3 separate regions of the Homo sapiens genome follow, and regions 1 and 3 are each linked to region 2. Evidence: chromatin contacts called from ENCODE Hi-C data. All regions are on one chromosome and are shown on one strand. Each heading gives the region's core, a stretch centred on a gene start or an enhancer-like site at or near the end of the contact. The rest is flanking DNA. Distances are from core to core; before and after follow the strand shown.

Region 1 (3,664 bases), core at 197-2,696, 3.5 Mb after region 2:
CTCCATTCAGAGGCAGCAAGTCAGGAACAAATCACTATCACTATACCACTCCTGCCCGCCAAATACCCACTACCTGGATTAGGTGGATGTGTGACACCACAGGAATCTTTAAATTGTGGAAAGGAAACTATGAGACAATGTATGCCGAGTACTTAGTAAGGTGCCTGAAATGATAGGTGCTCCGTAAATATTAATTACTATTATTACCATATTTCCTCGACTCTAAGTCTTAAGTGTTTCAAAATTTTAGCATTTCTGTAATAGAGTTCACCTTCAAATCTTTATACATGTAGTGGTTTTTTCCTATCCTTCTACCCCTTGGGCTGTCATAAAATGAACAGTGTGTCTCACAGTTGATGGTGTCTTGGAATTCAGGAAATATAGTTTTGGTGCCCCAACCAGGGATTGGGAACATGGAGCAAGAGCCAAACACGCACCAAAGGCCTCTGGGTGCATGGGTTTAAAATATAAGGGTCTGAGCGGGGGAAGAGAGAGAAGGATGTGGCCCAGAAGCTAAGGAGCTGGAGGCGGCAGGTCAGGAGAGGCCCGGAACAGAGATAGGAAAACTGCCAGGTGGACATACCCACATCAAAGACAAAAATGAGAAAGGAAGTCTATGTACCACCTGGTCAACCAGTCGAGGGAGTGGAGAAAGGTGGCAGGGAGGCAAAATGGATGTCCGTTCCCTTTTCTCCCCAGCACTGACCCACAGCAGCTAGGGAACCTGGCAGGAAGATGACATGGGTCCCTGGACGAGAGGAAGAGGACTGCCACAAGGCTGGCCCAGGAAACGGTAAGGTGTCAGCGGACCATGCGGAGGAAGGAACAAAGGAGACCTCTCGCAGGGAAGGAGGCAGTAACCTGGCGGGGGACGAACCGGGCGAGCAGGGCAGGTCTGGGGGCCCAGGCCGCGGAGAGGGAAAGAAGCTCGGGATGAGGGCCAAGAGGAAAAGGCAAGGGAGCGGGAGGCAAAAATGGAGCTGAGAAACATGAAGGTGGTGGGCGTGGGATGCGCGGAGAGGAAGAGGTGGGCGGAGGTGACTGGAAGAGGGACGCGCTCCCGGAGTAGGAGGCTGCCCACCGGGCAGGTGGAGGGGTCCGGGCGGCGGGGCACGGGGGAGCGGGCCGCCCCCGCTTCTCACCTTTGACGTCTTCGGCCAGCGCCTTCCACGTCGGGGCGAAGGCGATGCAGTGGCCGCACCAGGAGGCGAAGAACTCCACGGCCCAGGCGCTGCGGGAGCCCAGCACCGCGCCGCGCACCGTGTCCGCCTGCAGCAGCGTCAGCGGGTCGGAAGGCGAATAGAGCGCCGACCGCGGGGCCGCGTTAGCGCCGGGAACCGCGAGCAGCCACAGCAGCAGCAGCAGCAGCGACGGCGGCGGCCCGGAGCCGCTGTTGCACCTCCTCATCCTCGGCGCTGCGCTCACCACCACACGCAAGCACCGGATGAGTCGGGTCCCGGCGCCGCGGCACCGCCTGCCTCCGCCCGCAAGGAGGAGCCACGTGGCCCCGCCCCTGAGCCCCCGCCCCCGAGCCCCCGCCCCCGAGGCCGGCCCAGCCACCCCGCCCCGCCGGCCGCTCCTGGGCGCGGGAGCGGGCGGGGCTGAGCTTGTTGCAGGGGCTGGCCCTGGCCGGGTGGTGAGCCATCCTTTCGCGGTCCGCCGAGGCCTCGGAGCAGCGCGACCCGGGTTCCCGCCTCAGGCCCCAGGAGGCGAGGTGTACAGTCCGGTAAAGGAATGGAGCGCCCGCCGAGCGGTCGCTGCGGGGGTAGCCTCGCGGAGGTTGTTTGGCCTCTCACGGCCCCCGTATCCAACGGAAGAGGAGTCCGTTGGAATAGACGACCCGGATTTCGGCTGTTGTAGGGCAGTTCCTGGGCTCCCGCGGAGCGATGAGACGTTGTGAATTAGATGTGAGAAGAGGGACGCTTGGTCTGCGACCACCAAGACCCCACAGGATCGATGCACCCACCCCTGCTGATGACCATGACCATCTAAAGGGGAACATCATTTGAGGGGCCCTACTCATGGATCAGAAGCCCCTCTTCACTGTGGGGTGTGCTGGGTTGGCGGGCAGTTGCCGTGGAATCAGTTTCCTCAGGACCCATATCTGACCACCCTCATAAGGTTGTCAGGGCGATTCCAACATTCGGGGTTCCCAGCAGCCCAGATCCCCCACATCCAGCTCTTCAGCCTACTCAGAGCTCTCCACGCTCACTCACATGTCCCTCTCGCAAGTAGCCCGATCAACTCACCTGGTGTCATGGGCACTAAGGTGTTAATGGATTTTCTCTGGTCACCTTTGCAGCTCCACTGTTTTGAGTGAGTTATTTTAAGGGGAGAAGGTGCTCCTCAGACGGTTGTCACAGTGATATTTTTCCTTTGTGACTGCCAGGTTAGCCCCTTTCACCTGTAAGAGCTTTGAGCCTAGATTTGTTATTCATTTATTCAAGTTTTACTGAGTGGTGTCATGCCAGGCACTTGTTTAGGTATAAGGATAAGGCAGTAAACAAAATATAGACTCTAGGGACGTGGAACTTACATTCCAGTGGGGGTAAAGAGATGATACATAAGTAAATGTAGATCAGATGGTGACCGATGTTATGAAGAAATGTAGACTGGGGTAAGAATAGAGTGGCAGAGGAGGTGCTATTTTACACACGAAGATCAGGGACAGGTCTACCCTTAATATTTGCAAGAACTGAGTCAGTAGTACAAATGGAGGCCCACATATCATGTCTACATATTTTAAAACTACAAATTAAACGGTGATGTAAAATTCCTATCCTTTTATCTTGACATGTATACCTTCATCATAATCTGGAAGGCCACATTTAAGTTTAGGATTCTTGGACCCTTCTGAGATACGCCCTCGAATGTAGTGCTTTGGAGGGGGAACATGTCCTTGGCCCTCAGCCTTCCTTCTTCTCTTGGCACCCCAGCTCTGTCCCATACTTCAAATGGCCTTTTGCCCACACCTATAACAACGACATCTGCACATCAGAGTTTTGTCCACACCTGCAAATAGCCTCCCCTTGACCACCCCTTGCTCCTCAGGAGGATAGACCTTGGGAAAAGGCTGAGGCAGCCTGTAGCTGGTGACCTGTTGCTATTGCGGCACTATTTTCTAGGGTCCCAGGAACTCACAGTATGCTCTAAAAAGGAGAGGGGCAAGAGCTCTGAGTGAGTACATCCCGTTGGCCCGTGGGATTTCTTGCCCTATGGAAAGGAACATGGACGGAAGAGAATCAGGTGCTCAGAGCCCTAGACTGGGGCTCCTCTTGCCCCAGTCTTGAGGCAGTTCTAAAGAGGTAACATTTGAGCCAAAGACCTAAATGAAGTATGGGAGGAAGCCCTGTGGGAGTCTGGGTTAGGAGCACTCCAGGAAGTGGTCCAGAGGTTGGAGTTTTTACTCCCTTCATGTGTTCATATCTGTCTGCCTGAAGTCTTAAGCTGCATAGAGAAATTATGTGTTAGCCAATTGGAGTGTTAGTACCTTGCTAACTCTCCTCCCCATGACGCAGCCAATTCCAGTTGCTGGGTACTCCTCCCCGGGACTCAGTCCCTGTACAGCTTCTGCTCTCCAACTTTTCTCGCTCCTAGCAGCCTCTGGAACCAGAATGGACGGTCCTCTAGTAACGCTGGATTCTATGGGTTGGAAGTACTGCAG
Region 2 (3,884 bases), core at 1,186-3,685:
CAATCGATTATTTAAATTTCTTTCACTATTCCCTTAAGCTGATTTCTACTCTGGGATTCTTTCATAGTTCTCAAATAAGAAAATAAAAAATTTCCTAAATAAGGCAATACAAAAGAATAGAAATGTAAGAGAAGAGATATATTAGCTCTTGAATCCCTGTTTCCATTTGCTGTCAATAGTGCCTCTAATGTTCGATTTTCTCTTCAAAGAAAAATCTTGATTTAAAAGAAGAAAAAGTACAATCACCTTTAACAGCTAAAGTATACTGATTAGCATCTACTAAAGTTAGCAAAGACTGAAACTGAAAAAAAATTGTAAAATCTTTATTCTAAGTTATATAACGCCATTCACCATAGTAATGATTTTATACTTTGGTATATGGCTTTTTAAAATAAATATTGCCAACAGGTAAAAATTTTTCCTTTGCTGTCTTAAGGCATTCCTAAGAGAATTTTTACCAGTGTGTGTTCATAACTTGAATGTTAATTTAAACAATGTTACTTCTATCACCTAAATGATATACTTATAGAAGAGTGGTTTAATTGGGAACAGAAAAACACCACATTGCTTCTTCCCAAGAAAAAGGGATGTATTCCATTCTCGAGGTCTCTCTCCCACTCTCTATTTATATATAATATACTGCATAGATAAATATACACACATTATATATGTATTTTTTTGAACTTAAAGAAGACTGGACATATGTATTTACATGTATATATCCAACAAATATTTAATTTTGAGATCTCTCTCCCTCTTCTGATTTATTATTCTCAGTATGATTCTCAAACTGTACGGTCTTTCACATTTCATTCATTCATCAAGCATGTATCGAGTCCCTTCTGCATGCTTAGCTTTTTGTCATATGGAAGGAAGATACAAAAGAAAAACTGTTTCTGCCCTTCAGAATCTTTCCATCTCTTCTAGGAAGGAGATAAAACACCATATATCATTAAGAAATTTATAAGACTAGTCCCAAAACCAATGGTACAAGCAACATGCATTTTACATTTATGTAGAATTTTAGAGCTTGGAAACACTTTCGTGATATATAATCCTAAGAACAATCTTGTAAAGTGCACATTATTAGCTCCATTTCAGTGATGAGGAATCTGAGACAGAATTTTAAGTGACATGTCTCGTTCAAACATTATGAGTGGAAGAGTCAACACTTAAGCCTGAGTTTTCTGATTCTAAGCCTAGTGCTCTTTTCAACACAGCACTGGAAACCAAAGATTGTGGTACACAACAGGGCAACAGCCAGTCTTCTGCTCGAGGTCCAACTAAACTGGACCCATACCGAGCAGTGTCCAGCCAAATGTCCAAATTAATTTTATCCTGCAAATATTTGTTCTTCAGTGTAATACACACAGCACAACTACCATTTCCTTCGTCTTAGTGCCTTTATCTCCTACATTCCAGAAATGGGGATGTCAAATATTTTTTTAAATCTGGCCTAGATGGAATCATATAAATCTCAAATCATAATATAAATCTTAAAGGTCTGGTTTCCACCAATCCTTCCACATTTTGTTTTCCCCCAGCACTAGAGAGCCTAACCTACCCTCACCCCTTTCGAGCATTCTTGCTCCAAACGACCACCTATTTTAAGATGTCAATGACCCTTTCCCAAATTCTACAAATTCACCCCAGTTTTGCCACCCGACCCCAGCGCCTGCCCGGACACGTTCCCCTCCCTCCCAATAGATTTGATACCGAGTTCAGGTTCTGCAGATCCCGTTGCGATGCTGTCACACAGCACTGACAGATAAGATTTGACCTTTCGACTCCGTCCTTGGGGACTTCCCGCTGGCCAAGAAGGGTAGTTCCAATCCCAGGAAACGGGCTTCCTGCTCAGGAACGCAGCCTCTAGCAGCGCACAGTCTGAGGCAATGTCTCCGGCAATTAGAACGATGCTGGGCGCCCGGGTGTGCATCACTCTGCCTCATACTCCTACCAACTGCAGGGCACTCGGTCCGGCAGCCAGTCCATCCCACCCACAGCCAAGTCCCAGCCAGCCGGACCTTACGCAGGACCCCGATGATAGGTCGTTGACGGCTGCAGCAAAAGCCAAGGCCACCTGCCGCTGCTGCCCATCCCCGCCAATCTGAGACCCCCTAGACTGGACCGCAGAAAAGCGTTTCTATGGGAACCCCCCCACCGAGAATCACGTGACGCAATCGGACGACCAATCGCTTCTTACCTCTGCCCGCGGTCCAGCTTTTGGCCCTCCCTCTCGCCCCCGCCTCCTTCGCCCAGCCCCGCCCCTTGCCTGCGGAGAGCCCGCGCCTGCGCGCTGTGTCCTGCGCGCTCCTTCCCTCGCGCGCGCTCTCCGTGGAAGAGCAGGGGCAGCGTGGGAGGCGCCAAGGGAGCGCGAACCTGAGGAGGAAGAAACGGGGCTAGCGCGCAGGCCCAGAACGGTCCGAGCCGCGGCAGTCGGCGACGCCTCAGAGCGGAAGAGGGAAGTGAATCAGGCGCCGGGTAGTGGGTTGCTGGGCTGGGCTTGCTGAGGTAGAGGCAGCGCCAAGAAGAGGCCTTTGCCGCTGGTCGGGATTGGGATGTCGAAGAACACAGTGTCGTCGGCCCGCTTCCGGAAGGTGGACGTGGATGAATATGACGAGAACAAGTTCGTGGACGAAGAAGATGGGGGCGACGGCCAGGCCGGGCCCGACGAGGGCGAGGTGGACTCCTGCCTGCGGCAATATCCTTGCATTCACCGCCCTCCCCACCCCAGCCCAGCCCAGCCCGCCCTTCTCCTGGGACCCGGGAGCCTGCAGGATCCGCGGGGCACCGGCGCGGAGCTGCCCTCTCAACCTGCGGCTTAACCTGTCTCTTTGGGATCGCCCGCTCTGAGAGGGCAAGGGGGAAGCCCCCGTTTCCTACCCAGTCGGCAGGAGACGCGAGGGTCCCACTCTTGGAAGCCTGCCCTCCCCCGCGCGCCTTCCACGCCCCCAGATTCCTCAGGTTGCACCCGAGTGCCTGCCTGCCTCGGGAACTGGTCCCGCCGGCCGCGCCCTCGCGGCGCTGGGGAAGGCGGCCCCGGCTGGTGGGGAAGGCTGGTGCCGAGCGCCTTAGTTTTTCTTCCTAGAACTCTGATTTCCTGGGGTCACATTAGCTCCAGAAATTTCTGATTGTGGGGAACCTGCATCTTTCCTTAGTGGTTTTGTTTTTTGTTGTGTTTTTGTTATTGGTAGCGTTAAGGTAGTTTATTCCTTACCGGGGGGCGGGGGGAGATGGGACTGTTCGAAAATTGAGGGTCCCTGTGCTTTCAGCCCATTGGCCTTTTTAAAAAAAAAAAAAAAAGAAGAAGAAGAAGGGGATTTGGCAAAATATACATTGTACAGAATTTGTTAACTGGGGGAGGGGAATGAATACAAAAAATACAAAACTCCTAGAAGGAAGCTTGGAGCCTTTTACCTGCTAAGAAAAGGACAATAGAAAAAACAACGGGGAATGCGTGTGGAGAATCCTTGGAAATATTTAAAATAAACCCCAATGAATAAGATAGAAGATGAGTCATTCGTATAAAGCAGAATCATTTTTGTAATCCTAAAATTGTTTCCATTTTAGTTAAAATATGGCAGTCAGTTCCCGGTTTCTGTTTTTGCATATTTGAATATTCATAACTTTGGCTTCGCATTTGCATTACATCTTTTTTAGAAAAATGTAAATGTTGCAAAAAAACCGAAGCTGTAGTTTTAGAAAATCTCAGACACTGAATTTGTATGCATTTCTAATTCTTGGGTGTATTCATAAGGAAGACTCTCAACAATGTCCTGTTATAGTGGGGAAATATGAGAGTGAAAATATTTAATGGCAACAATATCCTTTTTTAAAGGCACCTAAATAGAGCATTAGACATTTATCAATATATAGATAGTGCT
Region 3 (3,834 bases), core at 1,310-3,809, 4.6 Mb after region 2:
GCACCACCATGCACAGCTAATTTTTGTATTTTTAGTAGAGACGGGGTTTCACCATGTTGGCCAGGATGGTCTCAATCTCTTGACCTCGTGATCCGCCTGCCTCGGCCTCCCAAAGTGCTGGGATTACAGGCATAAGCCACCGCGCCCGACCAACTGTCTTTTTATGTATTCTTACAGAATACAAAGAACGCCCTCCTGCTTCTGTTATGAGATTGTGGCAATCACCAAAAGACAACCTCTGTGGTTAGCTATTTTAAAAAGTTATCAATTCAACAGCTGAAGTATCTGGCTTTAGGGTTTTACACTAATGAAATGATTTTAGGGTTTTACACCAATGAAATGATAGACACACAAAGTGTGGGAAGCTGAAGTCTGCCCTAAAACTGAAGGAACAGAAAGTTTCATTTAGGAATTTAAAATTCAGAAGAGATAAGAAGCAGAAACTTTAAGGCTGTGTGAAAGGGCTGGAATCTACAAATGGAAATCAAGGGAATGAACTAAAAGTCAAGGAATTATCAATTTAACATAAAATACTTCCATGATATAAAAGATTATAAAAATAAAGATGATAGAAGCAGTGATGTGTTTTTTCTCTAATCTTAAGAACCAAAAAGAAAAGCAGTGTATGTGTTTTCTAGTTTCCATTCATTCACCAAAACATAGCTACTGTCCTACCAGTTCTAGAGAAACGAATAGAGCATACCAATGTCACATTTTCACCACACAGAAAAGAAACGCTGTGAACTCCAAGATGTCTTGATCATCTTTTACCTGTATCCATATTTATCACTGCACTTTATCATGAGTGAGGCTGAGAGTCTGAATTATACTTGTGTGTGCCTTTGTATTCTCCTTTGATAAGTAATTTCAAATGGGAAAGGGACTCCTGCTGACTGATTCCATTGTACGGTTCGAGAGGCCAAAGTCCAACATCTTTGCAAACTTTAGAAAAGTTATTAATAGAATACATTGATTTTAAATCTCCCTGAGATTGGCTATGAGTCTGGGCAAATAATTTAGCATCTTTACCATTTGTACCTCAGTTTCTCAGACAGTCGTGATAACGAATCATATTTGAGGAAGTGCTCTAAGCTTAGCTCAAAGATCCTGCATAAACTCAAGGAATGTTTGTAATACATAAGAACACTGAGATCTCTAACCAGATTTTTAGAAATCAACGCCAGTGAAATTTTTGCAAGAATTTACAACGCAAAAAACATAGGCGTGGCTAATAAATGGCAATAGTAATTTGTACCAGATTATAGATTTATAAAGTCCTACAGTTTAAAGGCTAAAGGCTAAAAAAAACCCCACATTCCTACTTCCCTTCCAAGTGAGAAATCAAACCTCCAGAGGGAAGCTGGCTGGGTGGGGAAGATGCTGATATCTGGCACTAGACCCAAGTCGCAATAGCAAGCAACTCTCATTTTCCCAAATTAGAAACTCCTTATCCATCCCAATGATGGTATGGTCTTTAAAAGGACTAATAATTCCATTAAGACTAACCAAGCCCTGTTACCCCTACTTTCCCTCCAATCCATCCTTCTACCCCTTCTCTTCTTATCCGGAGACTGGCAGGTTAACAGAAGTCAGATTAGAATGAATCTCTTATCAGAACCCACAATCAAGGACGCAGCTCGACAACTATTCACATTCATCATTAAGGGAAACGTATCGGTCCGCTCTTAATCGCGGGGCCGTCACACCCGGAAATGAAATCTCAAGCGCAGCCCACTGAGGGCTAACACAGCATTCGTTAAGTTGTGCCCTTCTGCGAGCGCCCGGCGCAGGACCCCAGGAGACCGCGGGCCCCGGGCACGGTTGCCCCGCCTTCCGCCTCCGGCCTGCAGGTCACTCGCGCTTCCCGGCCACGAGGCGGGCCCAGCAAAGACCCCGCGAGGGCGCGCTCCCTGGGCTGCCTCAACGGGCGCTCCGGGGAACACAAGAGAGGCACCGGGGCCAATCGCCTCTGGGGACCGCGCAAGGGGACGAGAGACGGTCACTAGAAGGACCTCTGGCAGCCTGAGGCGGCCCCAGGTGGGCCCGCGCCTCAGGTGGGCCAGGGACGTGGCGGCCGAGGCCGCGTCCCTTCAGCCGCGACCGCACACAGGGACACGCGGCCCGAGCGGGTCTCCCAGGAAGCCTCGGGCCCTCGCCCGGGACCCGCCCGCAGCCACTCGGGGACGGCTCAGGGCACCCGGTGCCCGGCCCCTCAGGGAGGCGCCCCGCCCCCAGGCGGCCCCAGCCCGGCGCGCGCTACGTACCGTGCCCCGCCCGCGTGCCGGTCCGCATTTTCCCGCCCGCCGCGCCGGGGGCGGGGGTCGCGCGCCCTCCCCCGCCCCCGCGCCACTCACCTGTCGGGCCCTAGGCTCGCTCCATGGCCGCCCGCGCGGTGCGGTGCGGCGCGGCCCCGGCCGCCCCCGCCGCCTCCGGGGAGGGGCAGCCCCACGCCGCGCTCACCGCCCCCAGCCGCCGCCGCCGCCACAGCGGCTCCGGCCCACCCCCGGCCCGGCCATTCCCAGGCCACCTCTCGCCGCGCAGAGCGGCAGTCCCACACCCACCCCCCCGCCTCCGAGGCCCCCGGCTGTTGGTACCGTCCTAGCGTAGCGCCTGCCCGACGGCCAATCCCAGCGCTCGCTCGGCGCGGCCCCGCCCCCGCCCAGTAGGCGGCCCCTACCGGACCCGCTCCGGACTGCCCCCCTTAACCTCTTCCATACCGGGCCCGTCCGCTTAACTCCCTCGGCGCCGGCGCCGGTCTCCTGCCGGCCGCGCCGCCCTGCCCGCTTACATAAACTGGCCTCTCACTTCTCACTTCCTTCGCTCTTTTTTCTTTTTCTGTATTTGTCCTCCATCCCCCACCCCGTCTTCTCTTTTTCTTTCCTGCTTTTCTTAGGTAGGTAGGCAGCCAAGCAGCAGGACTGGAGAGTTGCGGTCCCCTAGGTCGAGTTCTGTTTGTGAGAAGCATTTTCCCTCCTCCTGTTGCCTTTTTAATTTGCCTTGACTTCTGCTCGGAACTTCTGCCTATCTAAATGTATCCCCCGCTTCTTTTGCCCAGAAAAAGGCTAGCCTTTCCACACTGAGTGCAAATGGCTCTTCATTCGGACCAGAGCGGAGCGTCCTGCTACATACTTTCAGGAGCATCTCACAAAATTATGATTCATTTACTGTAATATTAGTTGTTTTACATCTGTTTTTTGCTAAGGACCGTAAGCCCCATGAGGGCAGGTCAGTCGCTCCTGGGTCGCCAATGCCCGACCGTAGTGCACCCAGTGGGCGCGGATAAATCGTGTGAATGAAAGATTCTGCCTTCCCTTTGTTTGCTTTCAGCTGACTTATACAGAGCCGCCACTGTGTCCATCCATTTATTCACCATATACTAAAGCGCAAACTTAGTGTGCCTGACCCTGAAATATAATGCAGGTTACTCCATGGAATAAGATGCGTGATGGGGAAAGACTGAGCTGACACTTTTTCTTCAGGCCACATAGTTCATTTAATCAGTAAGGCGTACTGAACAGAATTCTTTCTTACTGGCTGTATGATACTGGATGTGCCAGTTAACTTTGCTGAGCATCAGTTTCCTTAACTGGAAAATGGGAGTTAATAACTTCACAGGGTTGTTGTAAGGATTAAGTTAGGAAATGTATGGGGAAAGTACTCTAAGATTATTGTGTATGATTAGGTGTTATTCGTCTGTATATTTGCTGAGCATTTACTATCAGGAGATCCTAGAGAAATAATTGGGCTTGACACTTGCTCCGGACAATGTAGTTAGGGAGGCAGCATTAATCACTGCAGGAGACGTACAGTCAAATGCAGAAGGCATTGTATTAG

The links. A loop is a pair of places that touch in the nucleus more often than their neighbours do. Pooled maps may share reads with other maps.
Region 1: a map of CD8-positive, alpha-beta T cell shows a loop between it and region 2 (18-fold over the local background). The contact joins the promoter of QSOX1 here to the promoter of ARPC5 in region 2. A Hi-C loop is called at or near these places in 2 of 168 maps with a recorded cell type or tissue (CD8-positive, alpha-beta T cell and transverse colon) and 10 of 50 pooled maps.
Region 3: a loop to region 2 is called in a map of CD4-positive, alpha-beta memory T cell, with 10 times the contacts of the local background. The contact joins the promoter of FAM20B here to the promoter of ARPC5 in region 2. A Hi-C loop is called at or near these places in 2 of 168 maps with a recorded cell type or tissue (CD4-positive, alpha-beta memory T cell and naive thymus-derived CD4-positive, alpha-beta T cell) and 8 of 50 pooled maps.

What each region holds. Positions count from the first base shown.
Region 1 is chr1:180,152,651-180,156,314 of GRCh38, reverse strand. QSOX1 (quiescin sulfhydryl oxidase 1) reads right to left here and starts at 1,446. Exons shown (of 12, transcript NM_002826.5): 1 at 1,143-1,446. The coding sequence starts at 1,407. It overlaps LOC105371636 (a long non-coding RNA gene), which reads left to right and starts at 1,477. Exons shown (of 2, transcript XR_001738314.3): 1 at 1,477-2,316; 2 at 3,126-3,664. RefSeq lists an enhancer at 1,172-1,271 and a silencer at 1,452-1,771.
Region 2 is chr1:183,634,334-183,638,217 of GRCh38, reverse strand. ARPC5 (actin related protein 2/3 complex subunit 5) reads left to right here and starts at 2,435. Exons shown (of 4, transcript NM_005717.4): 1 at 2,435-2,701. The coding sequence starts at 2,559. It also overlaps a transcript of RGL1 not described here. RefSeq lists silencers at 2,152-2,311, 2,792-2,841, 2,922-2,981, 2,933-3,151 and enhancers at 2,462-2,741, 2,739-3,239.
Region 3 is chr1:179,024,619-179,028,452 of GRCh38, reverse strand. It overlaps FAM20B (FAM20B glycosaminoglycan xylosylkinase), which reads right to left and starts at 2,559. Exons shown (of 8, transcript NM_014864.4): 1 at 2,355-2,559. RefSeq lists silencers at 1,773-2,512, 2,553-2,742.